Regions from separate parts of the Homo sapiens genome. Here region 1 is linked to region 2. A link is a loop called in an ENCODE intact Hi-C map of the cell type or tissue named here. Cell type or tissue: dorsolateral prefrontal cortex. All regions are shown on one strand. Links, peaks and the distances in the headings refer to the core of each region. The heading gives the core; the rest is flanking DNA.

Evidence for each region. Peaks named below come from ENCODE experiments on the same cell type or tissue, not always from the same donor. Only the 100,000 strongest peaks of a DNase experiment are listed, where the experiment ranks them.
Region 1: a loop joins it to region 2, with 4 times the contacts of the local background. A loop is called at or near these places in 18 of 110 quality-filtered maps.

What each region holds. Positions count from the first base shown.
Region 1 is chr6:90,386,660-90,402,843 of GRCh38, reverse strand. No RefSeq gene overlaps it. Among named protein-coding and RNA genes, the nearest start is that of MIR4464, 82 kb to the right of the region's middle. In dorsolateral prefrontal cortex, for the core only: CTCF peaks have their summits at 9,163 and 9,363 (motif pointing right); a DNase peak (open chromatin) is centred at 9,383.
Region 2 is chr6:90,210,039-90,226,222 of GRCh38, reverse strand. All of the region lies in intron 3 of BACH2 (BACH transcriptional regulator 2), which reads left to right. Among named protein-coding and RNA genes, the nearest start is that of BACH2, 79 kb to the left of the region's middle. RefSeq lists enhancers at 2,958-4,157, 7,856-8,514. In dorsolateral prefrontal cortex, for the core only: a CTCF peak has its summit at 7,522; DNase peaks (open chromatin) are centred at 6,931, 7,572 and 9,850; H3K4me3 peaks cover 2,080 bases; H3K27ac peaks cover 3,716 bases.

The sequences.
Region 1 (16,184 bases), core at 4,483-12,482, 180 kb before region 2:
CCTAGCTGACTTTAGGAGGGCTACATCACAAATCATCTCCTCCCTCTTCCTGCCTCTCCACCTCCTGTCTCAACACACAGGCAGCAGTCCCACCAGCTCACACACACAGGGCCAAACAACCCAGGGCGTGAATGGCAAAGCTCTCAGAAAGCTCTGGTAGCCCACACCCCAGCTCCTGGGCTCCCAGGGCATGCCAGCAGGGTGCTAGGTCAGTCTCTACAGCTGCTTCGGAGTTAGCTTCTGGTCCTGGGCGGTCTTCAAAATTCAACCCAAGTGAGCTGGTTTAACACCTCCCCATAGGTTCTCAACTGCTCAATGAAGCCAACGCCGTGCCAGGAGCTTGATGGGGCTTCCCTCTCTTCTAAGAAATACTGCCCTTTCTCCCCAGGTTGAAACACTCCTGGTATTATGGTCAAGAGGAAGAGGGTGGGGCAGAGAGTGGTACCTTGTTTATCAGGCAGGATAGGCTAGTCTGCGCAACAGTATCAACCCCAAAACCTCAGTGACTGAAAAACAAGGTTTATTTCTCAGTCTCACTCCCTATTCATCACAGTTTGGCTGAAGACTCAATTCTGCATTGCTCTTTCTCTGGCACCCAGGCTAATAGAGCAACCACCACGTTCCTATGGTAGAAGGAAAAACAGGTGTGGAGGTTCTCAGGCTGATATTCAAATACTCCAGTCTGGACATAACATACATCACATCTGTGCACTGTCATTGGCTGGAATCAACACGTGGTCCCACACAGTCACAAAAGGTTCAGTAGTACAATCCTACCATGGGTAGGGAAGGCAAAGAGCTAGAAATAACGACCCCAGTCAGGAAAGGAGCCTTAGAGCTGTGACCCAATTATTCCTAAGCCCTGCTCCTCACGCACTGGTTGCCCTCCATTGAGGAATTGGCTGGTGGCCTAGCCCAGAGAAGCGGGGTTACTTACTAGTCAAATCTGATGCTGAAAAGGTGTCCTGTTTTATACTTTCTGATCAGAGGATTTCCACTTGTCCTTCAGTCGCAGCTCTCCTGAGAGGGACAGTCCTCAATGAGGATGGTGAGTGTCGGGGCAGTCCGGCGGGCCTCCCCGAAGACTCCAGCCCGGGGAGGTTAGCTTCCTCGCAACGGACCGCTGACTCCCACCAAAAGTCCAGCGAGGATAGCATTGAAATCAACAACCGAAACAATGCAGTTGGCTTGAGGATTCATTTTCTTTATTTAAAAAAATATTTTCAGCTGGGCGCGATGGCTCACGTCTGTAATCCCAGGACTTTGGGAGGCCGAGGCGGGTGGATCACGAGGTCAAGAGATCAAGACCATCCTGGCCAACATGGTGAAACCCCATCTCTACCAAAAATACAAAAATTAGCCAGGCATGCTGACATGTGCCTGTAGTCCCAGCTACTCAGGAGGCTGAGGCAGGAGAATCGCTTGAACCCAGGAGACGGAGATTGCAGTGAGCCTAGATTGTGCCACTGCACTCCAGCCGGGTGACAGAGGGAGACTCCGTCTCAAAACAAACAAACAAATGTTTTCCCCTATGTTATTTTAGGAATCAAGCAACATGGGAGGTGTTGAAGAGACAGCACAATCGGGCAGGGAGGAGGGTTGAAGAGCAGACAGGCTCGCTGGGAGAGCAGAGGACAGGGACGGGGAGAAAGGGTAGGAGGGAGAGGGCATCTGAGTGGAGACGATCAGAGGTCAACTGCTGTCCTCAAGCCCTTTTTCAAAGTCATCCCAGCTCTTTGAACGGCTCATTTGCTATGTAACAGCTGTTGATGTTTCTTTAAAAATGAATCTGAGGGTGTGTGGCTGGGCAGCAGGCACCCGCATCAAGAGGAGGACAAACAAGGTTCCTGGGCTGAGGATCCCACCCTGGGCAAAGCCTGTAGTGCAGAGAAGTGGTGGGAAACTTAGGGCTCAAAGAGGCAAACCTACGGGGAGCTGGCCATTTGCACCCACCCTTCCGATCCTAGTCAAAAGAGGGAGCAAGCTGAGGAAAAGTTAGAACTAGGCTTCTTTAAAGTAACAGATTAAGCACTATTTAATTTCTGGTCTAGAGCTCAAAGGAGTTAAACCAGGTGACTGCCACCAGATTTTCTTGATTCTGTGTTTGTTCCATAAGAAGCTATAGGTTCGATCCTGTGCAAGTTCTAGAACCTTCTGGAACCTGCAGAACCTATATGGGCAGTTGAAGTGAGTGGAGAAAGCAGGAATCTCAAGATACCTCAATCTAAAGACACCACTCCTTCCTCTCTCTTCACTGCCCTCACAAAAGCAGGTCCTCCACGCCACTGCTGCCTTCCCAGACCTCTGCACTCACACTAATGAAGCCATTTCTTTCTTGACTTCACTGTGCTCTTGGCCCAGTGACAGTGATCAGAAATAATCAGGCGCGATCAAGCCCATGCTACCCTGGACAGGGGGTAATATTTCCATCGAGGGCCTCCCTAGTGGCTTTCCCTCTCTGAGCAGCGGGGACATGGAGTGGCTGTCAAAACACCAAGGCAGGCCCAGGAAAGATGCTCATCTCCGGGGAGGAGAAGAGGTGACAGCCAGCGTGTCTTCAGCCAGGAAGGGGGATGATAGCACAGGGCAGTCCGCAGGGGCATGGCGGGCTGAGAAATCTTCCTGTGGCTGTGGAAATCTTGATAAGGTGGCAAGCGTGTTGTGCAGCGGTATCCTGAGGGCTGCCCGTCCTCCCACGCACCCATGGTGGGCAGGCAAGCTGCACGCTGTCATCGCCTAAGTCAGCAGCATTGGGCACACTTAATTACGGGGGAAGCAGAATCCAATTGCACTTTCTGTGCCAGCTCCTGACTTCACTTGCATCGTCATTTATTTTCCCTTTTTCATACCTCAGTGGAATAAATCTGAAAGATGTTTAGAGCTAAATTTTCACCAGCAGGTCTTCAGAAATGAATACAGGGATGAGGAATTTCATTCATTTATCCTTGCATTGGCTAAGCAAACATTTAATGAGTGCCTGTTGTATCCAGGTACTGTGCTTGGTGGTAGAGGGATTCTCAGATTTGTTTTCTAAGGTGAAAGAATTGGGATTTGGAGTCACTGATATTTTCCATGCTCATCACAAGGGAGAGGGGAGCTATAATATGTGGACATCATAATGAGATAAACTGGAAGTAATCAGCCTAGAAGACACTGTCTGGTTCCTGGAAGGTGAAGATTGAGATGCAGGTTCATAGGTGGGAAGCTCTGCCTTAGATCTGGGCTTTTGCGTTATTTCCATTAATGAGGCATAAGGTGGAAAGGTGGTGCCTCGCATCTGGGTCTGACAATCTTCTCAAATGCCCTAGAAGAAAGTCTTCCCTCCTATGGCCATTTCTCTTTCTCTTTTCTTTTGTTTGGAGAGCTTGTCAGAAAGAAGATTATACAGAGAAATACTGTTGATCATTGGGTCTCCTATGTCATGAAGGTAAATGATTGAGGATTTATTTTCCCTGCAGTTAGGAACCCCAAGCCAAGTCTGTAGGAGTCCTTTAAAGGATAGGGATTCAGACCCAAGTTTGTGTTTCTCCTAATGATACAAGATTGTTTTGAAAACTGACTGAAATGGATATTCCCGAACTCTTTGTCCTCCTTGCTAGAAAAGTCTACGTCTTCTTTGGCTGGTAAGACTAGGAAAGCAGCTCTCGTAGAGAGTTTGCAGATCATGAAATAACACAGCTACAGGGCTTTTCCAACTGGAGCCTAGAGGTTCCTGAGGTTCAGGGGCTTCTGGAAACATATACTTCCGACCTCTCTCCTGCTTCGCTTAACCAGAGAAGGTTCATGCTTAATATTCTTATATATATTAGTTTTCCTTTCTTAAGAGATCGCATCTAAAGAAAGGGTTTCTATACTGAGAGCTAGAGAGGAGAGAAAGAAGGAAGGTAGGAAGGCAGGAAGGCAGGAAGGAAAGAAGGAAGGTCCAAATCACATATTTAACAGAGGAGGAGACCAAGGCCCAGGAAGGCACAAGACTTACCAGGCTCATACAGCTTCCCAGAGCTAGCACTGGAGTGCAGGTGGACATCCTGCAGGGAACTTCCTGGATGCCAAGGCCTTTGAGTACTTTCACATATTTTTAGAGGGCATTTAATATGCTGAGTGTTATTTACTTTTAATTTAGCAAGTTCCAAAATGAACTTCTGTTGGGCCTCTACTGCTTTTGCTCTCTTCAATAGATTGTTGAGGGACAAAGCTCTATCTAAATGTCCCTATCTAACTGAAGAGAAAGACAATCCTGTTATGTTGAAGCTTAGAGGCTGTGATGAGCACCGCTTGTCACGCCCTTGTGGTGTCCTTGTTTGGAGAGGGGTGTTTGTAGAAGCAAGAGCATGAGAGAGGCAGTACAGTTTGCACTGATACAAACCCCCCTCCTCCACAATATATTAGAAGAAGAGAACCTCTGTGATGGGAGAGGAGGCAGAAGCTTGGACTAAGCCAACATCTATAATGAGAATGTCTCATTGAAACAAACTCTTTCCTTTTCAACACTACCTTGGTAGTCAACTTTTCCGTTGTTGCCCAGCTTTATCTTCCTGTCAGCATAAAAAATACCATCATAAGGTGAAATGTGTATGATATTCCCATAAATGCATACTGTCAGGAAGTTTCACTGCCATAAACTTGCCCTATCATTCCTCCCATTTCCTCCAGCTCTGTGCTTATATTCTGGTGCCTGGCAACCCTGTGCCTGCTGCAGTCACACACACAGGGGCAGGCAAGAGGTGAGAGCCTTGGGGAATCCCCTGCAAAAGGGCAGATCTGCCAAGGGCCGTTATCAGATGAGGGTGAGGGGTGTGAGGTGACTCAGACACTGTGAAAAGGCATTATTCATCTAGAACCCTACTTTCCTTTATGGTTCAGAAAACGTGCTCTTGAAATGCTATGTCTAAACAAAGTTCTGCAAATCAGGTCCTGTGTTACGTGGGTTGGAGAATCTTGCTACTCAAATGATTTCCTACAAAGCACCCTCTATCTACGAGACTTCATCCATTTGTTTGTTTATTTGTCCACTCAACAAATACATATTTATTCGGGACTTTGAGCAGGGCACTGGCTCAGGCATTGGGAATATGGGGGAAAATAAGATATGTCCCTGGGCTTATGAGCTTCAGATCATTACACAACTACTACAAGAGAGAAATCCAGAGGTTCTCATTGATCTTTTGCAAAATTGGATCTTCAAATGTAATTGCTTACAGCAGATTAGTAACTAAATAGAATTAGGTCCCTGGGTCAGCTTCCTCTCCTTCCTAGGCTCCTGTCAGCTGATTCTTCCAGAGCAGAATCTCCCACCTCTTCCTTCCAAAGTTGTAGTTTTAGTTTTACTTTGATCCAAGTTTTCTGTTGCTGCCTATTTGAAGTACAATGTGATCTGTTGAGCTTGGATCACAAACACATCTGGGAAAATTACTCTTTGAAGAAACAGCAGGAGATAAGAGCACCTAGTTTGAGCGAAAAGATCATTAGCAACGTCTCATTAACAAATATGTCTCTGCCTGTTTAGGGTCAGGTATCTAAAATCAGGTAGACAGAGCAATTAGCAGGAGGGAGGAGGAAAGATCAAACACTGAGGTTGATCCAACTGCTACTGCTGTTGCTGTCTGATCTCTCAGCAGCAGAAACAAACCCCAGGGCTGGATAAGATACCATGCCTGGAGGAGACCAAACAAACACTTGGTGCAAGTTGATTATATCAGATCCCGTCCACCTAGGACAAGAGCTGGGGCAGTAATTTGTCCTTATTAAGATTGATATACGTTCTGGGCCTGGATTTTACCTCCCCTGCCCACCATGCCTGGGCCAGGCCCACCATCTGAGTGCTCTCAGAGCTTCTGACTTGTTCACATCACTCATAACATTGCTTCAGACCCAGGGACCCACTCTATGGCAAGGGAGTGCAACAGTGGCTATACCTGCAGGACCCATTGTACTTTTTATATGCTGCACAAGCTGGAGGCTGCCAGCTTGAGAGTATCCAAAAACCCCCAAAAAGGCCCAGTCATCTTTCCAGATACACAGTATACTTTAGATACTTTGAACAGATGGGAAGAGTGGGTCATTTCATCATTACTTCCACTGACTGAGTTAGGGAATTCATGCTTCCTATTCCTGAAACTTTAGGCACAATCACCAGAGGCAATCGGAGCCTGACAAAAACATGGCCACCAGAAGTTCAGATCCTCAGAGGTAAATTTCAGGGTTATTCCACCAGGCAAGCAACCTAGACCAGAAAGCTGCCTTCTGCAAAGATGAATATTAGCCATGGCCTCAGGGCAACATCAAGGATGGCAGCTTGTGCCACCAGCCCACAAGCACCCCTCCTGTAAAGTTTTCCTTTTAAGAAACTGAGAGGAAAACTAAGTGAGAGTGGGGTGAGCCACCATCACCTTCTTGCAGAATCAGGGATGGGTCAGCGTGAATCTAACAGGGCACATGAGTGCATTTAGGCAGTGGAAGGAGTAGACTGCAGCAGAGGCTATCAGTGCCTTGTCCATATGCCCTCAGCGCTCACTGCTTCTGTGCACAACCACAGCCTCTGCAAACACCTGCTGCTAAGTACGTCAGCTGGACTTAGGATAATGCTTGGCCTATGCACAGGGAAGCCAGAGGTGCTGGGAAATTGATGCACCCAGGAACAGGCCTCAAGTGTAGCAAATGGTATAACTGGATAAGGGACCTGGAGAGCATTAACAGGGAAAGCTAAGTTGCCTAGTGCTCGGGAAAGGCCTCTCTGAGACCTGAAGGATGAGTAGGAGTCAGTCAGACAAAGAGCTGGAAGAAGAGTGTGAATAGGAAGACAGGTAAGATGAAGTCATGGCACACACAAGGAAAGGGCAGGAGAGTGGAGTGGGACACAGAGCAGCAAGAGGGACAGGCAGATCCCATAAAGGGTCTTGGGATTCTTGTCTCGGAATCTCAATTTTATGCTCCAACTTATGTGTTGGGAGATCACTGTGCCTGGATTATGAAGAATGGTTTTGAGGGAACAAGACTGGAGACAGGGAGACCAGCATGCCCACTTAGCATTTGGAGATATATGTCTGATGTGCAGAGGATATCACATGACCAGTGATACAGTAATTAAACCCACTGTAGAGGGAATGAGATATTCCAAAGGGAAGCCTTAAAAACAGCCCAGGCCTGAGCCCTGATGGACACAAACATTGAAGAAAAAGATAGAGGCAGAGGGGATGACAAAGAAGATCAAAGAAGAATAGCCAGAGAGGTAGATGAAAAACTAGAATAGAAAGGCACCTAGGGAGCCCTGGGGAAGAGAGTATTTGTAGAAGGCAGGCATGGTCAGCAGTATCAAATGCTGTTGAGAGGATAAGCAAGAGAAGTCTCATCCACTGCTCTTGGCAGAGCAAAATAACACAATCTTTTGGGAAAACAATTAGCCATGCACATCAGGAATCATAATCCAACTCCTGGAAATTTATTCAGAGGAAATACTGAGATTTAAGTGGAGAAAGAGATCTGTTTTTATAACCATGATGACATTATTTATAGTGGTTTTTAAAAACTTGATGGTAAAAACTTTTAATGCCTCTATAGATAATTTACTAAGTAAATTAAGACATATATCTAATGAAATATTTTGCAACCATTAAAATTGTAATTATGGCTACCATGAAGTAACATTAAAATGCATGTAAAATAACATCAAATTAAAAAATGCAAGAATCTACATAAAGAGTAAACATCCACATGGATAAAGATTGGAAGAACATGGAAAATGTAAATACTTCATATATAAGAGAGGTGGAATTGTTAATTTTAAAAATTATTCTCAGTATTTACTGTTATACTACTTACAGATAATAAATTACAATCTAGAGAAAAGAACACAGTGTAGCAACTTTATAATCAGTAGAAAAACCTAGTACAATGCCAAACAACTTGATGTCTTGTTATGATGAGAGAAAAAAAACCATAAAATTTGCCTCCTATACATAAAAATGGGAACACTGGACACTCAGGACTACCAGAGGTGGGAGGTAGGGAGGGAGACCCCGGTTGAAAAACAACATATCAGGTACTATACTCACTACATGGGTGATGGGATCATTCGTACATCAAACCTCAGAAACACACAATTTACCCAGTAAAAAACCTGCACGTATACCCCCTGAACCCAAAATAAAAGTTGAAAAAAAATTTGCCACCTATAACATGATTTTTTTGCAAGTATCTACTGCTTTCTGGACCAAAGAGCCTCAACCAACTTAACATATACTCAGTGATCATCTAAAGAGAATAAACGTCCAAATAGCCCTTAATGTGAAAACTGTTTACACTTAGAAGCTAATGAAAATAAAAGGAAATTAAGTTAAATGCAGCATAATAGTCACTGGAAATATGGGCTTCTCAAAATCATTGATTCTATGCACCCTCCCACCAGTGGGGAAAGGAGAAAGAGAACTAACATATTTGAGTACCAACCTGTGCTAAGAATGATGCTAGTCACTCACATCCATAGCTCATGCCAACCCAGGAAGCATGAGGACCTGCAGCAGCATCAGTAACATTCTCCAGGCAACAAGCATCAGAGTCTTGGAGTCTGGTCCTGCTTTATTCTCCGTTTCTCATGAAGAATTTCAGTGACCGTCTGCACAAGGGAAGCAAGTTAGACCCAACCTAGTGAAGTGATGGCTTTGTTTCATCAACTTACCTACATTTCCAAGTCAGAATTGGATAGTCACTTCTTTCTTTTATATTTAAACACTTCCTTTCTCTCATCTCAGATTCTTCATCATAGCCCTGAAATTCACTTATGCGGGAGCCTACAGCTGAATCTCTGTTGTGTAATGGTCCTTTATTCTAGTATTTAATCTTTTCATCTCACCTACATACCACAGTGTTATGGAACATCGGGGCAATCCCTTCTAATTGACTAGTAAGGAGGATTTCATTTCATCCCTTGGTAATCACATCCTGGGTTTATTCACCCTTCTAATAATTCTATTAGAATGTTTATAAGATGACGTGCTTTTAATTGTTTTCCTGGTCCCAAAGATCCAGAGAGCAAGTTTCTCTAATGGGCTTTGTAACATCCATCCTTTATTTTTATTGCTAATGGACTCTCCAGTAATATAAAATGACTGATGAGTGCAATCAGAGAAAAGCAGAAAAATCAATACCTGTCCAGACTGCATATTAGTTAAAAGCAGGTGAGAAGCTGAGGCTAGCAGACAATAGGATTTTTTCTGCCTCTAAGTATCAGAAAAGGGGGGGAGATTATCTCAGATGGGCTGTGAAGCTCTCTGCAAAGGAGACTACAGGATGTTGAAACAAGGGAGTGCTGAAATCACTTGGTTATTTCTTAGAAATCTGTGGGAACTGCTTCCAGTAGAGGGCAGTGGTGCACACACACGCTGACCCCAGGCACTACCAAATTAATGTTGTCTCTTGCGGGGTTTCTCTCCTCACCTTCTACATCCTGTAGTGAGTCTGGCACAATCGAATTGGAAAGCGCACCCTTGTTCAGACACGGTTATTGTTAGCAGAGCCTCAGCAGCTGCAGGTTCACATTTGATGAGCTAGATTCTACACAGCAGACATGCTAAACATGGTACATGTATCGTCTCATTTAGTCTTCATAACAACCTTATGATACAGGTATTACTATCAACATCATCATCCCCATTTATAGATAAGAAGAGGTTATCTTGCCCAAGAACACCCAAACAGTGGTTCATAGAGCTGAGATTGGAATTGGCTCTACCCCACAACCCAAGAGCCTAGCTACTGCTGCTGCTACTACTACTACTACTACTAGTACTGCTACTACTGCTACTACTGCTACTATTCAGTGGCAGGCCTTACTATCTGTTCCATTCATGTGTACCCTTCATTATCTTACTGTGTGAAATTTCCAAACAGTCAGACCCTAGGTTACTCATACTTCCACCCATTCATAGCTCACAAATAATTTTATATATTTGGCTGGATGCAGTGGCTCATGCCTGTAATCCCAGCACTCTGGGGGGCTGAGGCGGGTGGATCACCTGAGCTTAGGAGTTCGAGACCAGCCTGGTGAAACCCTGTCTCTACTAAAAACACAAAAATTAGTTGGGCATGGTGAGACGAGCCTGTAATCCCAGCTACTCAGGAGGCTGAGGCAAGAGAATTGCTTGAACCCGGGAGGTGGAGGTTACAGTGAGCCGAGATTGCACCGCTGCGCTCCAGCCTGGGTGACAGAGCGAGACTCCGTCTCAAAGAAAAAAAAAGAATTTTATATAAGTGCACAATAAGTAAATAAATTTGAATAATTCATCATTCAAAAGCCCTTTAGATGTCTTTTACTGTACTGTGATGTATAGAGTAAACTCTACGTGCTCCCTACTTTGTCTTCATTTGCAATCTAAGACAAGTAAATAGCAATGATAAAGATGAACCTGTTGAAGACATAGACAAATGAGAAAGAAACTTGAACAAATACCTAAATGGAGGAAATCTTCATATATATATATATATATATATATATATATATATATATAATTTTATACATGTAAATGGAGGAACTAAGTATTCATATATATATAATTTTATATATGTAAATGGAGGAAGTAAGTATTCATATATATATATATATCAAGGGCAAAAGGCTCAGATGTTTTTCTATGCCTGCTTCTTGAATCTTCCCAGTCTGCTACTCCCAGATTTCTTGAAACCTTTCATTCAAGTCCTGGTTAGTTACAACTTCTGATCATTGTCTCCAGGAGTTTCTGCCAGTGGCCACTCCCAGGGAGGGGGAACTTGGGTGGGTTTCTGCACCCAGCCTTTCCTCTGAAGTTTCCAGCCAACCACTAGTCTCCTACTGTCTCTCAGAGCTTACCCCACTCACCCCAGAATACTCAGCCTCATCCTGATTCCTATCAGAGGCAATGACACTGACTCCTGCCTTATCTGTAGTTGATTACCCTTGCTTGTTAAGACAGTATAAATATTTACATTTCAATGTGTCTACGTGTCATATCTTTTATCATCTTGATTACTAACAAGGGTTCATATCAATTATCTAATATAGTTCTATGGCCTTAGAAAATACCTTATGGTTAACTGAGGTCATTGTGGATAAAATTAGGATATATTTTTATAATTTAAAGAATTAGGCCAGGCGCAGTGGCTCACGCTTGTGATCCTAGCACTTTGGGAAGCCAAGGCAGGTGGATCACAAGGAGTTTGAGACCAGCCTGGCCAACATGGTGAAACCCCGTCTCTACCAAAAATAAAAAAATTAGCCAGGTGTGGTGGCACGTGCCTGTAGTCCCAGTTACTCGGGAGGCTAAGGCAGGAGACTGGCTTGAACCTGGGAGGCGGAGGTTGCAGTGAGCCGAGATCGCGCCACTGCACTCCAGCCTGGGTGACAGACCAAGACTCTGTCTCAAAAAAAAAAAAAAAAAGAATTAAAGAACACCATGCTGTAGTGACTCCTGGAAATAGTAATGGGTTTAAGAGTAGATAATTGAATGTTTGTTCTTCAAATTGGGGTTGACGGATGATTTCTAAGAGGCCCTAACTCTGTTCTAGGGGAATGTTTAATTTTGAGTTTTATTATATTTCATAAAAAAAGTAAGCATATTCTGGATTACAATTACCTGTCGAAGTAGAGCGCAGTGGTTAAGAGCTTGGTTCTGAAACAGGCTGCCTAAGTTTACATCCTGGCTTTGCCCCTTACTCGCTCTGTGACCTTGGAAATTCTCAGTACCTCAGTTTTCTCATGTGCATATGGAGTGACTTCATTTGCACCCCAATGCAATGAGGCGGCAATGAGGGTTACATGGATTAAAACACATAAAGCACTTGGAACAGTGTCTGGCTTATATTAAGCAGCTTATAGCTATTAGTCATTTTTATTATGAGCAAGAAATGCCATATGATTTCAGGGTTTGTGTTTGCCTGAGTATTTATAATCAAATCATTGTCAAATAACACTACTTGAACTTCAGAGCTAAAAGAGAAAAGAAGAAGTTCGGATACATAAATGATGTGCTTACACCAAGTAAAGTCCAAATGCTATAACAATGTGCTATGCAAGGATGGATCTTCAGGAGTTTAAATGGAGAAAATGGGTGGGAGAACTGAGTCACTCCAAAAGCCTACAGTGATAAATATTGAACTGAACAGAATGCATATCATAGTAGGCAACACCATATTCCCATTGCAAGAGGCAATTTATTCTCAATAAAACCTCATCTGTCAATATTAAAATCACATAATAATTTATTATTTTAAAATAATAAATCATTTTAATTTTTAAAATAATATAAAGAAATAATTTATTATTTTAAATTTCATTTATGTTTAGTTTTGTTTTTACTTCATTTGAAAATTTCTTTGGAATTGTATAACAGTTTAAAGCATGAAATGTTTGTGTCTCATTTTTGCTTTAGATATCTAAGTAGCATTATCTCAGATTAAGACTGGGACTCCAATGGACTTCTTCCTTTGAAATGACCCTTAAGTTACTCAGGTTTAAAAACACCGCACTGATTGCTACAGCTTTTCCCTCTGGTTTGAAGTTGACTTTTTAAAAAGTTAAGTCCAGTTTTGCTCTGCTCATGTGAAATTCGAATTCTATAAATCCCTGCTCATATGCAGTGGCCACTTGCATATTGTCATTATTTACTGATTTAACTTTGAAGGCACTTAAATTTTAACATTTGAAAATGTTCTTATCACTTAGTTTGTCTTACACACTATATATTCATTCAAATGTGCAAACTTAAAAAACAAAACAGCAAAGAACAGGACTTTTGAGCTCTTTTTATTTCTTCTTTCTGAAGAAATAAAAAATAATCTATACACCCAGCAGCCCCTGTGTTTTTCACGAGAAGAATTCAGCTGCTAGGAAGCCCCCTGAAGAAACCATACCTCAATAAGACATGAGCGTTCAATTGGAGTGTGGCTGAGGTGACATGAGCCAGGTCATGGCCGCCCTGGGTCCCTCCTCATGCATCACAGTTTGGGCCCATGCTTGGAAAGCCCCTGAACATAGAAAGGAATGGGGCCACCTCCATTTTTTATTTTTTGTGCTTTTACTTCTCTTACCATGCCTGCATACCAAGTGTTCTGGCGCTTGCAGAGGAAGAATTGTATTTACAGAAGCCTTGAAGTTTTAATTAACTGGTCTAAACTGTTGAATAAATGCCTGTGTCCCTAGGGATCAAACCCCCATTGAATAAGAGGAAAGAAGCTAAGTGCATAGACTGAGACAAATTCCTAGGTGTAATGTCTAATTACTGGCTCCTTCTTTACCCGAGTAGTAAAGGACTATTGATGTCACCATAACATTTAAGAGTTTGCATGAAATAGTGAGGAAGGTAGATGTGTAATCAGTCATTTTCAGCATGATGAATGCAAGCCAGGAGTGATATTCAAATTAACAACTGGGAGGGAAAGGGGGTTGAACAATCAACCCAGTTTCCCTGAAGGCCCCAGCTGTGCCACATGTTGACCCTTCAGTTGCCATATCATGGGGGTGCTCCAGGTGGTCAGAAGAGAGGGTGGGGAGGGGTGCCCAAGGGGCTCAGAGAACAGCTATTTATCAGCCAATGGGAAAATGTTAGGATATTCTACTATGGCTATGGCTATACTTGTGTGTACTGGCTAAACAGCAGCCTGAATTTACCAGTCCTCATGCCCCAGGTGTAAACAAGTGACTTAGTGAAACACAAAGGCTGATGGTAGACCTTGGCTCAGGTTAGAAAGGAGGGTAGGAATTTGCTTCTTTTCCACTGGGGCATGAGAATGGGAACTCCTTTCAACACTTGGCAGTTTTGACTAATTGTTGAAAGGCAAAGAAAGCAACCCCAACATAAGAGGGTGTGCCAGAATCTACCTTATTTTGAGGACAAGATCTTAGATTTTAGCTGAAGTGAGCAGACAGTAGATTTTCCATTTTAATTGAATGTAGGGTTGTTTTTGCAGTGAGGGTATCCTCTTATATATTCAAATCAAATTTCAAAGCATTTGTTTTGTGGATGTTTAAACTGCATGTTCTCTAGCTACTATCAAGCCAGTTGCAAAAATAAACAATCATTGATGGATGGGTAAATGGTAAAACCGGTGCTTTTCTATTTGCTACAGGCCTAGAAGCCACTGATTTTTCACCTCTCTTGCCAGGAGCAGGTAGGCTTTTGAGTGAAAGAGAAGTCATGCTTTCATGAATGGGAGGGTGGGTGTTTGCAAGATAAGTACTTTGGATCTGAATGATTGAAGGAAATGACTTTTCTAAACCACCCTTGCAAATAATTAAGTCAGTCAGGGTACAATTTCTTTCATACGACATGGTTCACCCACCCATCCCATCCGCAGCTCCCACACTTCCCACGTGGACCCTGCGTCATGCACAAAATAGCCCACACTCACTTTCATGCTGATATCAAATATCAACACATGAGAACACACAAGCTGTCACCAAATCTGATGTGGTAAACTAAAGCTATCATTATTTCACATCTCTCTTCACCTAAATACTTTTCATTCCAGGCAGTTATTATGCTTTCTTAAACTAAGTTCCTCAAGTCATATTATTTGAAGCCGTTGTCCAAGCTTGTCATTTAATGGAAACTCTATGTAGAAAATTGCCAAGATGAGGATCTTAAGAGTCAAGCAGCCCTTTAACCAGAGAAAGGAAAGAGAAGCAAATTCTTCCTATTTCTCTCTTGTGACAGAAGTCTGTCTATGGGGCAGGTTTATTAAGAATATCACTGCTCCCCTCTCGGCAGTTGGGGGTGGGAACAGTGACTTTGGTGTGGACCTCCCCTTCAAATTTGCAGTTTGTTAGAGCTACCTGTCAATCATCTCTACCTTACTGCCACTCCCTGGGAAGGAGGAGGGGAGAGAGGGAGGAGAACACAGCTCAAGGCAGGTGCCTAAACCCAGGTCTGAAAATAGCCTGGTCCAGAACCTTCTGGTGATTGCAAGTGTTGATATTTATGGTCTCCAGAAACAGGTTTAGTTGTCTTCTGGAAAATGGGCAGTCTTGTGTGAAAAAACAGGACAAAGTTATGGTTTCCTCATGCCCTTATCTGGGCTTTGTTTTGCCGGACTTCGTGTGAGCCCTAATTAGCTGGTCTCCACCAAGCCTTTTGTGGGGCTGAGTGAGGTGGCCCACTCGCTGACCTGGGGAGTTGGGAGTGAAGAGCTGGAGCGATTGCTGCGTCTACCCCTTTCTTCTGCGGCAGCTGAGGTCCCCAGCAGAAGGGCTCCCCTGAGAACCAAACCCCAGCAGAGGAATTGTGTGCCTTGACATCCTTTGCTGATGACTCAGGCAGTATGTCATTTAAAAATCCCTGAAGGTTTTTGAAAAGAGAGAAAGGGAAATGGATGTGGAATGAATGCCTGTTCTATAGTGGGCAGTGCCTCATTTAATCTTCCCCAAAGTTAAATTATTTTCCAGGTGAGGAAACCAATACTCACGGAGAAGCAAGATCAATTAGAAAATATGGATTAGGATATAGAGAAAGGAAGCTCCCCTCTCCCTCACCCTCCCCTCCCCCAACACTCCCACCCCTACTGCCCCCCAAAAACGAATGCCGACATCCAGGCAACTCACACCAGAACAAAAGTACTGTGTTTTCCTAGTGGTGCCAGCGAAGCCTCGAGGCTGGCAAACAGAAGCCTATGGCAGCATCCCAAGATCTCCTCCCTGTCCTGTGTCCAGTCGACTCCAATGCTAAAGGGAACCTATGACTCTTATATTCCACGTGGCGTGGCTCTCACCAGTCCTGCTTCTTCCTCACAACTTCTCTCCTCGTGGTCTTCTTATCCTGTGTCTTTTCCCTTCTTAATCACAGTGTTATAGATAAAGGGTCCCTCGCCTCATGAAATCCAGTCCCCAGCTGATTTGCTTGCCTGGCATACAACTTTTAAGTACTCTCCACTGCAGTCTATAAAGCCAGGACAATAACACTCACCCTCACACCTCAGGATTTTGCACATTAACTTGTTAATGGTTTGGCAAACATTAGCCCCACCATAAAGGCTGAGATAAAACTCTGTCTTCCCTTTCTGTTCTTTTTTTTTTTTTAACTAAAGCTAAAAATCTTCTTGTGCATTAGAAAGCTGATATTTTCTTTATGATAACTGTAAAAATCAGCAAGTTGGATGCACTGGGGAAAAAAACCAAATTGCACATACCTGTACTTCACTTTTTATCTAACCAAACAGTGCAA
Region 2 (16,184 bases), core at 4,079-12,078:
TTTTTCTGAGCCAAAGCCTTGCTGTGATCATAAAGCTATTCATGCTGTGGCCACCACCGTCCGTCCTCCTGGCTCTCACCTCCAGATGCCTGGTTTCACCCCTTTTTCTGTAGAACATCCTAGACCCACTCCTATTTTAGGGCCTTTTCTGTAGGGCAGTGGTTCTCAAACTTTACAGCACATCAGAATCACCTGGAGAGTCTGCAAAAACAGACCACTGGGTGCCTCTCTAGCATTTCTGAGCTAGTGACAAGTTTCAGGGTAATGCTGGTGGCCTTAGGACCCCGCTTGGAGAACCACTGCTTGAACTGATGGCCTCTTGGTTTACCTCTCCCCTCCAGATCTCTGATCCTCTTTTTCTTTCTCTCAGTAAGGCACACCCTGACTATCCTATGTAAAATTGCAGCCTTTCTCCTCCACCACAGTTCTAATTCCTGACTCCAATTTTTATTTATTTAAGTTCCAGGATACACGTGCAGGATGTGCAGGTTTGTTACATAGGTAAATGTGTGGCATGGTGGTTTGCTGCACCTATCAACCTATCACCTAGGTATTAAGTCCCAAATGCATTAGCTATTTATCCTGATGCTCTCCCTCCCCACCCCCCTCTAACAGGCTCCAGTATGCGTTGTTCCCTTCCCTGTGTCCATGCGTTCTCATTGTTCAGCTCCCACGTATAAGTGTGAACATGTGGTGTTTGCCTGACTCCCAATTTTTTTCAGTGCACCTGTCACCTGTTACCTTACAACAAGTTTCTTATTTGTGATTATCGTCTGTCTCTCCCCACTAACTCTAAATTTCACAAAGATAGGGAATTTTGTCTGTATTTTTTTAAAAAACAGGGTATCACTCCAATTATCCAGACTGGAGTGCAGTGGCATGATCACAGCTCACTGCAGCCTCGAACTCCCGGGCCTGGGCTTGGGTGATTCTCCCCCATCAGCCTCCCGAGTAGCTGGGACTACAGGCATGCACCACCATGCCCAGCTAATTTTTTGTATTTTAGTAGAGAGTTTTGCCATGTTGCCCAAGCTGGTCTTGAACTCCTGGGCTCAAGTGACCCACCCGCCTCGGCCTCAGAAAGTGCTGGGATTACAGGTGTGAGCCAGCATGCCCAACCTTGTTTGTTGTTGTTGTTGTTGTTGTTGTTGTTGTTATGATGTATTTCAAGCCTCTAGAACAGTGCCTCGTGGCAGGTGCTCAGTAAATTGTTGAATGAATTAATGGATGAACAACATTGAGATATGAATAATGTATTTCAAATTTTGGTCCCAGCCTTTTAAATTCTAACTCACCAGAGAATCTGAAAACACTTTCTGCAGTTTTGTTTCTCAGCTTCACTGCTCTTAGGATAATGAGGAATGGTTTCTGCCCTGGGCTGAAGTTTGGGAATGACTTGATGAGCCTTAAAATAGCAGGTGCACCAAATTGTTGTTCTTCCATTTACATTTTAACCTCAAAGTCCCTAAGCCAGTGATCTTCAAACTCTGGTCTGCAGAAGTTCCCTGGAGATACTTCAGAGGCTCTGCAAACATCTAATTTGCATTTCATTTTAATATATTTTAAACTATGTTTTATAACTATAATAAAAGAAAATGCACACAAATGTGCTACCTACCAAATTTTAACACATTAGGACCACCAGCACATTGAATTGGACTGCCAAGTCAACCTTGAAATAGTGTTTTCCACTATTTTGGCTTACATATTTGAACTTCTTATAAATAAATGAATCATTGATTAGGAACTTCCATCCCAGTATTTTTCATATTCCAGCCTGATCATAAATTGAACAGGCAAATTCCTCTTGTCACACATATTCAGCACACTTGATGACATGCCAGGCAGCGTTTCAGAGCCTCTGTGGGATGGAGGCTTCTGTGTGGATTAATGGCTAGTTGTACAATAAGTGAACACCACACACATCACTTAGTGATGTACATTCTGTTAGAGGATCATGTCTACCCACTCTACATTTTGGATACTCTTTTACCTTAAATAGTTGTCAAATTATCATTAGTGATTAAAATTTGAAATAAAATCTTGACTGCTGCATTTTCTCCAAGCTTTTAGATTAGTTTTGAGGCATATTATGAGATTATCAAATGAAATGCTAAAGAACTGTTATAATTTCCAATACAACTGTGCCTTACAATTCAAATCTGCTCATTTCCAGAATTCAGGTGCCAAAATTTCCCATTGTAAATTCCAGTGCAAAGGAATTTGAACTTGTTATGTTCATGTCAGCTTCGTTTCTCAGTTTCAGATAGTAAGTAGTAAGAGTAGCAAATAGCGAGAGATTTGTCTGAAAATTTGAGTTTTGAGAGCAGAGATTCAGATAGTGTTATCTGTATTTAGGAGTATCAGGATTCTCTTAATACAGTGAGTGCAACCAAATACAGACACAGAAGTAAATCATATTCTGGATCACTTTTAAAAATCAATTGAGGCTGAGCCTGGTGGCTCATACCTGTAATCCCAGCATTTTGGGAGCTCAGGGCAGGTGGATTGCTTGAGTCCATGTTTTCAAGACCATCCTGGGCAACATGGCAAAACCCTATCTCTACTTAAAAAAACAAAAAAAAAATTAGCTGGGTGTAGTGGTGTGCACCTGTAGTCCCAGCTACTTGGGAGGCTGAGGTGAGAGAATCACCTGAGCCCAGGAGGTCGAGGCTGCAGTGAGCTGAGATCACGCCACTGCACTCCAGCCTGGGCAACTGCAGTGAGGCCCTGTCTCAAAAAAGTCAGCTGATAGAAGCCTTACTATCTGAAAGCCCCACTCCATCTCACAAGTGCCATTGAATACATTATATGAAACAGTTCTAAGTTATACATTATGGAACATTTTGTAGGCCTCTTTGCATATCTGTTTATTAATTTACTTAATGCTCTGTTGTAATTTGTTTTGTCTCCTACACTGTATTTGAGCTCTTTGAAAGTAAGAATTATGTCGTAGCTTTGCTTCCCCAGTGCCCAGCGTTGCCTAACATGTGGTGGGTACTCAGCACATGTTTATTAAGTGTTGGAAGTAAATGCTCGGTGCCACCAAGTGAAAATAGCACCCAGGCAAAAGTTTTCTCAGCAAGGCAATTTGCTTCTATAGAAGGGTGCGTCTCATGGATGGAGCAATGGCGAGAGCACACTGGACAAGGAAGGGGAAGTGGGTCTTATCCTTAACGCAGCTAGTCCCTACTGCTGTGTCTTTCCCCTATTGGCTAGGGTTGGACCACACAGTCTAAGCTAATTCCGATTGGCTGTTTTAAAGAGAGCAGGGGTGCGCGCCAGAGTGGCGGGTTGAGTAGTTTCGGCAGGAAGGACTGTTTGAGAGCAGGTGACAGAGGATGACTAAGGACAGTGCAGGTGACTAAGGATGACTAAGGACAGAGCAGTTGACTAAGGACAGAGCAGGTGACTAAGGATGACTAAGAGCAGATGATAGAGGCTAAGAGGGGGTTGTTTACTGAAACTAGGGGCAAGGAGACATAAAGAACGAGGAAGTTTTAAACTTTAAAATGGAGAACAAAGAACAGGAGAGCTGAACATGCTGAACGTACCATATTGGTTCTTTGAAGAGGAATTTACTATATCCTACATAAGTGACACTGCATTCTACTGCAGAAGGAAGCAAGCTCAAAAGGAACAATGAAACTTCATATTAAATACACAATCAGTGAGCTTTCATTCTAAGCACAAATTTCAGCATGAAAAAAATGTAATGGTTCTGTGAGTCCTTCACTTGATCCCTCACATACAGTCTTCTAAAGTTTTCTGAATTCCTTTTACAAGTATCTTCTGACTCTGACTCTTCCATGCCATCCTACTTGCTCTGAGCCTTGTTCTTCTCTGTGTCCCTTGCATGGACTGTGGAAGCCACCTCAGAAGCCTTCTCCCAGACCCAATGTTTCTGCTTCTTCACATTGTTGCCATTGTCTCATGAAATAAAACCAAGCATATCCTTTGGTCTGCACTGCCTGCAAAATAAGGGCTAAACCTGTGCTTTCCAAATATAATAGTCACTAGCCACAGGTGGCTGTTGAGCTCTTAAAATGTGGCTTGTCCAAATTGAGATGTGCCGTAAGTGTAGAATCCACACCCTGTTTCAAAGACTCAGTATGAACAAAATTTGTAAAATAGCACATTAATACTTTTTATATTGATAGCATGTTAAAATAATACTTTTTTCTATAATATTAAGTAAATTTCTCTCTTTTTATTTGTTTAATGTGGTTATTAAAAAGTTTTAAATTACAGGTTTAGTTCACCTTGTGTTTCTGTTGGCCAGCACTGGTCTAAGCTATATCATGACATTTAGAGTTTCTTATAACCTGGACTCAGTTACCTCTTTGGCCTCATCTCCCAGCCCTTCCTGTCCCTTGCAGAATTTCTCATAACCCCCAGACTCACCAACCCTGTTTATACTTACGGGTTTTAATTTTTTTCACATTCAGTTTCTTCTTTCTGAAATGTCCCTCCTTTTTTAGGTGTCAAAAATCCTGCTCACACTTTTAGGACCTGACTTAATTGTCCCTTGCTGGTGATGTCACGCCCTATTTCCTCAAGCAGAATTAGCCACTCCTTCCCATATAGTGTCTCTCAGCACCTCCATTATTGCATTTGTCTTGCTGTTCTGCCATTAGGTGTCGTCTTAAGTAGACTCCTCAAGGGAAAGGCTGCAACTTATTTCTCTGATGACCACAGGGCAGTACCTCGTGTGTAGTAAGCACTTAATGGATGTTTATTACATTAACTTATGAACTAATTTTCATCCTGCTATACACACTGCTATTTTTATATACATCAGACCTTGATCATCTTAACCATTGGCCATGGAAAAAATTAGATGCTGAGGTGTATAGGACTGGACCTTTCAGCCTTAACCTCAATTTCAGGTTTTGTGTTCAATAAAATGGCCTCCTTTTTCTCACTGGGTGGCTTATGATTAAAAAATTATAACTTTGAACTTAAAAAATCCATGAATATTGTACAGACTAAAAGTATAAAAGGACAGTATAAATTACTGCTTTTTACCTATCTTGCTTATAGGGATTTCATATAAGATTTTGTTTGATTGAAGATTTCACTTCAGAACAAGTTTGGAAAGCTACTGTTCTATTCCTAAATTTCATTTACATTTCTATACCAAAGGTTTCATTTTTATTTTGATGAGATGGTTTCTACTATCATGTTAGTTCACATAAGGCAACACTTCTCAACTTTAGTTGCACAAAATTGGGAAGCTTTTCAAAAATACCTCCCCACTCAGGGATCCTTGTATAATTGAGCTGGAGGAAAGGGGCCCAGGCACCAGTATTTATGAAAAGCACAAATACCTGTAATAAAATGATTCTGCAGTGCTTAGAAAACCAGGTAGTTAACTATGAAAATACTGAAGTTTTAAATTGCTAATTTTTCTTTCTTTTTATTAACTATGCTGTTATTGTTTTTCTTGGCAGTCAAGCTAATGCAATTTAAAGTTTGTATTATGGTTTTGAGACCTCAAACAGCATTTAATAGACGCCATCATCTGTGGACAATTTTCCTAAGGCTTCTGAAATTAAAAATTTCCTTTTCTGTCACTCTCTAAAAACCTACATGCAGCAGAATTTTAATGTCCCTTATTGATAGAAATAGCTAACACAACACCTATTTCAGATCATGGAAATGAGGACTGACAAGGGCTGTGGGTTTAAGAAGTTTACATAGGTAGTGGCCTTCCTGGCACCCTTGTTAGCCTGAATAAACAGTCCTCCCCTGACAAATCCTCTGTAGCTCTGCCACATTGATAAAATCTGACATTCTGGTTAGTCACTTTTTAATGATATTCTTTCTTTTGTTCTTGATATGTTAGAAACCAGCCCTTATTTTTTTCAGTGTGTGGGAAAGAATTAACTTTAATTTCCTAATTCGGTAAAATGGGCTGCTAATGCAGACCTTATTCTTAGGGGGACAGGAAGAAAAGTGACCTAATTTCTATATATCAAATACATCTTCCTTCATACATTTAAAAATGTATAGAGTTATAAAGGACCTTAAATCCTGTAGCGGAGAAACTCTGGGGTAAATACTTTGGAAACATTGTGAAAAAATTCTATAAATTCTGATAGTAGGTTCCATTTCATTGCTGTGTACTATTAAAAAGTGCAGATGTAAATAAGCATAAGTTTTGCAGGTTGTCAATTTGTTACAAGCGGCTGCATGTTCTTATTCTTCTGAAGTGTCATCTCTTTCAATGTGGGCTGTTTAGGCGGAAAAAAAAAAACTCAGAAAAATACACACTTGGGATCAAACCCTTAGTGCAGAAAAAAGAATCAAAACCTGTAGTTAAGTTGGTTATTTGCAGTGGTGGTATGTCATCCTGTGTGAGACTGACGTCAGGCAGATTGAATGCAGAGGCAAACTTCGGGAGCGTGTGTGTGTGTGTGTGTGTGTGTGTGTGTATGTGTTTTAAAGCCCCACTCCCAGAATATGAAGTGAGTATGAAGGGCACCACAGCAACCCCTGGATCTCTCAAGAATGTACCTGTTTTTAACATGCTGGATCAAGTGTCAGCACTCAGTAGATGAGGAAGGGGTAGAGCCCGACTTGTACAGATTCCGCGGATGGTAAATGGCCCTCTGGCGTGTTTACAATACAGCTGTGCATTCTTAATGGCTCTGCCGCTGCCATGTCAGGTAAAGTTTTCTTTGTACGTGATGAATGGCAGAGAATTCTTTAGCAGAAGGAACCAAAGGAGCTGGGAGGAGGAAAGGGGAAGAGAAGAGCGGAAAAGAGAGAGAAAAAGAAACACACAGCTCCAGAGGGACATAGCCTGTGCTTTGCAGTTGCTTGTGTGGATAGAAACCAGATGGTAAGCTGGAACACCCGCTTGGCTATCTGAGGAGCCAAACATATGGTTAATGGTCGGGAGAAATAGCTTTCAGAGCCAGGGCTTTGCTGACTGCCTCATATTACAGATTGTTACAGTGTGTCATTACATTGCCAACCTAAGTGCTTAATACCCACTGCAGGCGCTGGGCATACACTTACAAGAAAGACTTTTAGCTCTTTGCTGGCTCTAAACAGAGAAGTGACATCATAGGGAGGCTGAAAATGTCTGGTGTTGGAGGTGGGGAGAAGGATAATTTTGTAGTGGAAACAACAATTTTTTTTCTTTTTTTTACAAGCCTTCACTCCACTGAAGTCTACTGTTTTCTGAGAACCTTTTAATACTAGACTGGTTCTCTCACTCTCTCAATCTCTCTTGCGTGCACTCTCACTCTCTGTGTCACACACACACACACACACACACACACACACACACACGGAAAGGAAACCGAAATTCACAGCCCAGGCCATGTCCCCCAACTCCAGTGGATTTGACAGGCCTCGTTCACCTGGAAGCCACATCACTGACTCAGAGGCCCTGCATTTGAAGTTTCTGTTTGGGGAGCTTTGGGCAACAGCAGGCCTGTGTTATCTAAGGAACTGCTGAGCCCATTCATCTGCTTTTCACGGCCCGTTTCCTTTTATTTTTAGCCAAATCCGTCAGGCCTGACAGGCGGGTAATTCGAGCCAGAGAAAGGGCAGAGCTCCAGGTCCTTTCCACAAAGCAATTCTTCTCCTCCCTCCTGGGAGGGCTCCAGACTTGGCCTGCTTCAGGCAGATGGATTTGTTGAGTCATGTGAGATCATTTACACAAAAACACAGTGAGGCAGTGGAAATTAAAAAAAAAAAAAAGAAAGAAAAGAAAAAGAGGAGGGTGGGGGAAGAGGAAAGAGGGGAAGCCAGGGGAATGTGCGCTGCCCTGCTGCTGAGGAGCATAGGAATTTTGCAGTGAGGCAGCTAGACTGAGGAATGCCTAGAGTCATTTGTGTATAAGGTAATGTCTAGTTTACAGAGTGGGGCGGGCCAGGCGAGGACGGCGCCTCCAGCAGCTTGCCTCTGTTTAAAAGAAGAAGGTGTTGGGAAACTTTAAAAAAATTTTTAGAGCAACACCCACCAAACAAAGACCACACTGTTGACAGCGTTGGGTTCCAGTAGCGGTAAACTACCAAGGGGCTGGTTTACAGAAAATGAGTTTGCTCTGTGATGTCATACAAGTTTGCTTTGTCCTGACGCCAACATGACACTGAGGCAGCAGAGGAGGGAGAACAGGAAAATTGGAACCGTACTCTTAGTTAATGGTTTCCAGAGATTATTTAGCAGGACTTGAACAGAGGGAGGAAAATATTGTGAAGGATTGCTGCGAGGTGTACCATAATTGCGGTAGGTAAAACAAAGTCATTACTATGGTTTTCTTGCTCAAGAAGGATTGAGCAATGACTTCAAAATGCCAAGTAAGGTATTATTTTTCCCTACCACAGTATTTATTTTCCTTTAGCTTCTGGGGCATTAAAAAAAAAGACCAACTCTCACATCATGGCAAACAGTATTAATGTTAGTGAATCAATTTTGTTTACTGTTTATACCACAAGCCTTTAAAACATTCCATTAAAAAATTGTCTCCCGCTCATTCATGAAATTCTTTTTTTCCTTCAAATTTGCTTACATGCATTAGCTTTGTTTGGATAGGGACTTTTTCCCTTTTTGGCTGGAGTAAAAGAATGCATAAAAGAATAGTGAGTAGATTATCTAAATGTACATTCTTACAACAAATGTAATGAAAATATGCCGCGTGGATGAGAGGGAATATTTGAAAACAGAAAGAAAAACAGAAATGGGGAGCATTTCAAAATAGTCACCCTGATTATCTTTGTTATGATGCATTTCTTCAATTCTGCATTTATTTAGAACCCTATTGTGCAGCTATTTCTTTTAGCCACCCTAGATAGAATGTAGGTCAACATCAACATTGTTCCTCATATTTTGTTGGTATTTTAAAAGTTGAAACATTTTGCAGTTTTTTCCAGAGCTAGATATTCTTAGGTTATTTAGACGGTTTTAGTGACCATAGAACTTCACGTATAAACTCCTTCTGTTAATAGCTACCACTGAATTTTGATAGTAGACACTCAGATCACACCTTGACCTGGAGTAAACAAGGCACTGATGATATTGATGATAACATAGTCCAACACTGAAGCTGTTCCACTTCTTCCAGGCAACTCTGATGGTCTTACTCTGTGTAAGTTACAGCTTTTACTTCGCTCAAGGAGAGAACTGGTAAATTTTTATGGTTGTTAATTGTTTACATTTTGGGGACCCCAAGTTGCATGGTGCCACATTATTATAATGTGATTATGAGTTGGCATGATTTTAAGTCTACCCATATCCTTGAATGTTCCCTCCCCGTCAGGATTTCCCAATCTCAGCACTATTGACATTTTGGACCAGTAATACTTTATTATGGGGTGTGTCCTGTACGTGGTAGGATCTTCAGTAGCATCATTGGTCTCACCCACTAGATGCCAGTAGCACCCTCCCCCGGGTCATGACAACCAAAAATGTCTACAGCATTGCCAGATGTCCCCTGGGAGACAAAACCACTCTGGTTCAGAACTTCTGCTCCACATTTCTTACTCTGGTTTAGAAGCTCACGCTTTACGTCATGAGCTGGCTGCTCAGTTACTTCTAAGATTGAATTAAAGGATATGAAATAATGTTTTAAGTTGGAATTCCAAGTTAAGTAAAGTTTTTGAAGGTGCAGGCAAGAGTACTTTTGAGTATGGTTATGCAGAACAACCTCTCTCTTGGAATTGCGACCTTAGCAGGTGGATCCCCTCAGGACTCCCTTACAGTGAGTTTCCCAGTGCTGTTTAAGAGGAAATGACCCCACCGTCTGAGCCGAGGGAAGTCGACATTAGCAGAAAGGGAACTTCCCCTCAGTCACCTGAGCAGACAGCCTAGGCCCCAGGCTCGCTGCCTGTATATCCAGCCCCAGAAAGAGGGCAAGGCAGCAGCCACAGTTCTTTCTTGGGAGCACAGCTGACCTCCTCCCCATTCCAGCGGCTGTGGTCTCAGAAGCTGAAACTCTCGTTAATAAGGAATGTGGAGCTTTCCACAGCTAAGGCAAGCATAAATTTCCTCTGTTTGTTTTGTGAGGACTAGTGTCAACTGCTGTAATGAGATCAGAGAGGACCCCAGGGTCAGCTGCTGGAACTGCTTTCTGTGGCTGTTCTCTTGGCTGCTTGCTGTCGGAGAACGCAGTGACTCCCTGCAGACCTCCCTGATGTGTTAAGGTGGTTGTGCCCTTGTTGCATTTCTTGCTGTCTTTGCTTCTCTCATTCTACTAAAACATCAGTGTGCAGTCATCCAGTTCTAAATTATGGAAAAGTTAATGGAAGGCAGATTCCTTTCCACAGAACTGAGGGCAGACTTGGGTGTGGAAAATGCAGCCTTGGGAAGGAAGGTGACCTGTTTCCTTGGGGTAACTGCCTGGACCTGCTGCTTCTGGCTAAGGGTAGGTTTCTCAAGGCCTGGGCTACCCGTAAGCACTTTCTACCCCCAATGGCACTCTGTAATGAGGATGAGTTAGTGAAAGAGTCACAGCAATTAGCTTAGGCTACAAAGAACATAATTCTAGTTGTAGCCTAAATGACAGCTAGAATTGGCTACATATGGAACCTAAATATGGCAGAATTGCATTTAGGGAACCCAATTCTGGCAGAATGGTATACTGAGCTCATGCAGCCTGGCCTACTTCTGACCACCCACCCCAAAAAGTCCTAAGCCTGGCCTACTTCTGACCACCCACCCCAAAAAGTCCTAAGGTATTATATTGGTTAAATATTTTCAAGTACATACGAGCTTTAAAGCAGGACAGGGAAATTCTTAGGTGCCAGAAGACATTGATGCCACTGGCCTTAGAGTGTTTCAGACCCAGCTGTAGGCTCTAGGCTCTAGGGGCTATGGTGTCTATACTCACACAGGAATTGCTTGTGAAAGGGGGGCAAGAAGATTTTCCCCAGTCTGTTTGGGGCTTTAAGTCTGTGTGTTGGGGCACAGACCAGGGGGATGGAAACCCAGGGTTACACTGTTTGAATAGCTCTGGGGTTCATAGTTACACTACTACCTGCATGGTATAACTTCAACTGTTTTGGCAGAAACTGGTTTGAGAGCATTGAACGCCCTCAGGCCATAGTGGAGGCAAACACTAGATCCCTGTGGAGAGGCTTAACAACCTGGGACATGGTACTCCCTCAAAAAGAATAAGCTGCACTAAGGAGATGCTGATAATAAGTACAGAATATGGCCAGATACAGTGGCTCATGCCTGTAATCCCAGCAATTTGGGAGGCCAACACAGGAGGATCACTTGAGCCCAGGAGTTTGAAACCAGCCTATGCAACATAGCAAAACCCTGTCTCTACAAAAAATTATCTGGGCATGGGTGGTGCACACCTGTAGTCCCAGCTACTTGGGAAGCTGAGGTGGGAGAATCACTTGAGCCTGGGAGGTTGAGGCTTCAGTGAGCCAAGATGGCACCACTCCACTCCAGCCTGGGCGACAGAGTGAGACCCTGTCTCAGAAAAAAAAAAAAAAAAAAAAAAAAAAGGAACAGAATCTAAGCCCCAGAAAAGCAGAGGTTAACAGTGAACCTTCAGGCCAACTAGAGTTTTCTTCTGCAGATTAATGAAAGTTTCTTCTCAAGAGGAACAAGGCATATAACCCATTCTGGCTTGCTAAGCAGTTTCAGTTGTAAGCACTAGCCCCAATTAAGGTAACATCCTACTTATAGCTTGTCCCCAAGATCTTCTTGAGAATATTTTAGTTCCTTAATTAGAAACTTTTTATTGGAGAGATAGCTGGCCCCCTTAACGCTTCTTTAACAGTGCTCCCATTGCAGTGGATCACTCTGAAGTAACCCATCAGGCTGTCTGTTATTTCAGTTTCTCACCAAATCATAGGAAATATGTTTGCCTGAATTGTACAGCAACCCCCTCCCCCCGCCCCGCCAAGGGAGAGGGAAGTTGAAATTATTTGGAGGGGTCTGGGATTCTTTCAGCATAAAATCAAAGAAACCCAGGTAAATAAGACATGGTTAGTAAACATTTGTTCTAGATGAATATAATTCAGCCTTCTCAATCCAAAGTGAACAAATGGATCAAGAGTTGCCTGGAATAGCCACTGTGTACTCCCTTTGCAGTGACGTGCACTATTGGCAAACATGAGTTGAGAATGCTAAACTTAATGCATGATTCCTTAATTTATTAATAGGACAATGAAATCTCTTTTGTTTAGTTTTTTTTCTTCTAAAGTGCGCAAAAAGCTGTCACCAGTAGTACCCAAATAGTGCCTTGCTGACCTAAAAGTGTGCCATGCTTCTTAAGAAAAAACTTCAGTATTTATTCTTAATTTGGACTTCTATAAAGTTTAATTTCAAAATATTCTGACCAAGCGAGAAGTAGATATGAATATTGACATTAAAGCATCAGAAGAGGAGAGAATGAAAGGAAATAGGTTCAACTGGTGCCAGACTTACAGGAGATCTTCCCAAACATTATAATTAAATTTGGCATATATTGAGTGCCTACTGTATGTATGTAAGGCAGCGGGATAGGTGCTGGGTATTTGGGTACTAGTACAAAATAGACAAGATCTCTTCTTGTGAAATGCTCAAAACAATCCTCAAAAGAATCTCCAGAGATATAAAGAATTTCCCCCAGCTTTAGGGATAAAGGAACAGAGACTGAGAGAGAGCCAGTAACTTGCCAAAAATCACATTCCGAGAGGTGGAGTTGATATTCAGACTGACTTGGCCCCTATCTCTCTTTGCCTACTCTTCTCCCTGGCTTTCTGTGGGCAGTGAAGCCCTAGCAGTACAACCCAGAGGGGCCAAGAGGCAGGTAGAGAGTTTTCTCTCCCGGAGGTTTACAGGAACAAAGAATCCCCTGACTGACATGGAAGGTGTGCAGTAGAAGAGGCAAACTAGCCAACCAGACCCAACTCCTACAAAATTTCCAAAGTATTAGCATGAGTTTCCAACATTAAAACAGCAAATTATTTTACACAGTCTCTCAACTCCGTTTCTTGAGTATCAGAAGCTCTTGGCACATGGGGCTTGTTCCTGCTTTGCTGGGGCTAGAGCTGAGTAGCAGACTCCCCGGATGCCCCATTCCTCACTGTCTTCCCAGACCTGACCTTTCACTCATCTCATTCTTTCTTGACCCTTGCAGTCATCTGAATTTGTGACCCCTGGTTTAAATAGTCACTTAGGCAAGGGAAGTGGGCCAGGCCAAGTAACCTCTTGGGGGCTCCTCTGTGTTGTGCCTTTAAATTGAGATAGTCCTAAATCACTGGAGACTGCGATTTACATTTTACAGTGATAGCCCTGAATCTAAAGATTAGATATCCTGACTTATCATTTGACCAAGTGCAAGAACCCCCTAGCCTGTGTGCCAGAAGTGGGTGTATGAAAGTGATGGACCCTCTACCACTTGTCACTCTTGGCCCTTCCTGGCCTCTGTTTCTCCCCATCTGGCTCTCAGACTATTTGTGTGCGTGTGTTACCAACAATGTGTCTCTCTTTTATAATTTATAATCCTCTTGTTTCCTCCTCTTTATTACCATTTCCTATTGAACCATAACTCATATATTAGTTAAAATTTCAGAACATTCATTTTCAAATTACCTAACCTATCCTTGGGGAGGAAGGCTGTTGTTGATGCTTGATGGGAAGATGCTCTTGTTGTTCTGGCTTAGAATGTCTGTTTTCCATGGTATGCTGTGAAGGCAGCGCACAGGGGAGCAAAGCAGAATGGCAAACGTCTGGTCTCTTGGGGCAGAACCATGTTATAGTGTGTTTGCTGCCTCCATGTGGGGTGGCGAGGACACTGAAGTCATGGAGAACCACAGCCACACATCTGCTGTAACTTTGAGGATGGAGAGGGACCTGCAGGAATCTCCTTGGCAAGCTCCACTCTGTTCCTCTTGCCTCTTCTTTAGGAAGCAGGGAATGAGCCAGCCACTTGGAAAGAAGGTGTGTATGCATTGGGGGAAGGGGGCAGGAGTCTAGTTTCTTTGCCTTTGGATCCTTCAATCCCAGCACCATGCCCCCTATGGTAGAAGGGAGGGATTAGCTTTCTGTAATAAAATGACCTTATATTTTTTCAGTTGAAAGTCTCCAGTTGAAGATTGTCCAGACTTAACTTCAAAGCCATGTGAATTACTCCACCCCTTAAAATAGAGTAGAGGAAATTTGGGATATTGCTCTCACCTGTCCATCTGATTTCCCAAGTTTCTAAGTCCTAGATGCAAGAGCATTTTTTTCTAGACTTCAGAGCCGGTTCACCTTGTATTACTTCACTTACTCCTTCTCCAAAAGCTCTTGGGCCTGGCATAGGCCCTCATGCCCCAGCCCTCTGCCTAAGCTGCTGGGCGTGGTGGTGGGAAGGGTAGGAACAAGAGTCCATCCCACAGACTGGCCTCATGGTACGTTATGTCTAAAAGCTAGTGAGACCTTTAACACTGCGAAGAGTGACCTGCTTGCTCTTGTTGGCCTATCTATCTCCCACAGGAGTGCCTGAGCTACCCAGCTTTGACATATATTACTGAAGGCTTCTAGAATGGACATCATAGAAGGGGGTGGGAGTTGGAGTGGGGAGAAAAGCCCAACTCACCATATTCCATTCAGTATTTGGCAGTATTAGTTGCATTTTCAAGGGTCAGGAGAGCACACACACACACACACACACACACACACACACACACACACACAGCCCTTGACACTTTTAAGCTTCTCTTTAAAGAGCATAGGATTAAAGGTGGCTTATGTTATTCTCAGCATACCTCTATACCACATTAACAGTGATCCAGGTAAAATAGGCTTCTCTCCATGGTAGATGGAGGTTGATGGTAAATAAATAGTGGTGAATCAGGTACGCCTGGTGTTTTCTCCAACTCCCATTTGCTGACACCCAAGACATCAGAGTATAACCCTCAGAGAAGCCATAGGATGTGGAATTGTCACCAGGAGCCCAAATCTCTGGGTCTCTTCCATAGCGAGGACCTGGCTGGTGAGGGGCACTTGGCCATGTTACCAAACCTATCTCTGAGTGTCTTTGTTTGCTTGCCGCCCTTTGTTTTTCTCCATTCTTTATATCTTTCATCTTTTCTTGTCATTTCTCTCTTCTTCTTAGACTTACTTTGTCTCTGCCTTTTTTTTTTTTTTTTTTTTTTTGAGATGGAGTCTCCCTCTGTCACCCAGGCTACAGTGCCTCTGCCTCCTGGTTCAGGCTATTCTCCTGCCTCAGCCTCCTGAGTAGCTGGGATTACAGGCCTGCCCCACCATGCCCAGCTAATTTTTGTATTTTTAGTAGAGATGAGGTTTTTCCATGTTGGCCAGGCTGGTACTCCTGACTTCAAGTGGTCCACCCGTCTCAGCCTCACAAAGTGCTGGGATTCTGTAATTCTGGACCACCTTTCTTCTTACCCATGCTTCTATCCACCTGGAAAGACAAATTATGTTTCATTAACCTTTTAGAAGTCTAAGATTGACCATTGAACCAACTGTTAGGATCAGCTGAGTGGAAGTCACACGGGCTTATGGGATTAACTTTCTCAAGGCACCCTTTAAAGACGTCTGTAGTTTTCCTTTTGTTCAGTACTAGAGGAATCCAACTTCTTAAAACAATAAAAAGAAACATTGAATAATAAACTAAAAAAGAAAACATTCTTGATTCCACCATGGTAACTCAGGTATCTTTTTCCCTAATGCTTTATATTTAAGATGCAGTCTCCTTTTTTAAGCTGTAGATTTTGCTAAGCTTCTTCATAAACTGAATTGGCTGCAAAACAACCAGGTTCCCTCGATTTCAAAGGAGATGGAAAGTACTTGATAGAACAAGGCCAGTCTTTTTGGTTGCTGTCCAGAAGTGAACTGACCCAGTTTCTAAAATTGTCATCTGTTCTCTGAGGCGTTTTCTGTTAAATGGTGGTCTTGGTGTGTGCATGTGCGTGTGTGTGTGTGTGTGTGTGTGTGTGTGTGTGTGTGTTGTTTTGGGGTGTGTGTTGTGTTTATTTTTTATTTCTGGTCTTTCACATGCTTTATTTCCATAGCGTCTTGAAATGAAGTCACTTCTAGTCCAGGGTCTATTGCTTATTATAGCAAGAACCAGGAAAAATTCTTTTACCTCTCTGTGTCTGGTTTCCAAATTAGGAAAACTACCACCCAGATTGGTATTAGTATTAAATGAGAGTATTAATATATAAAAGTGCATTGTACAGTTTGGGGTACTATACAGTTGTATGACATTCTTAATATTTTTT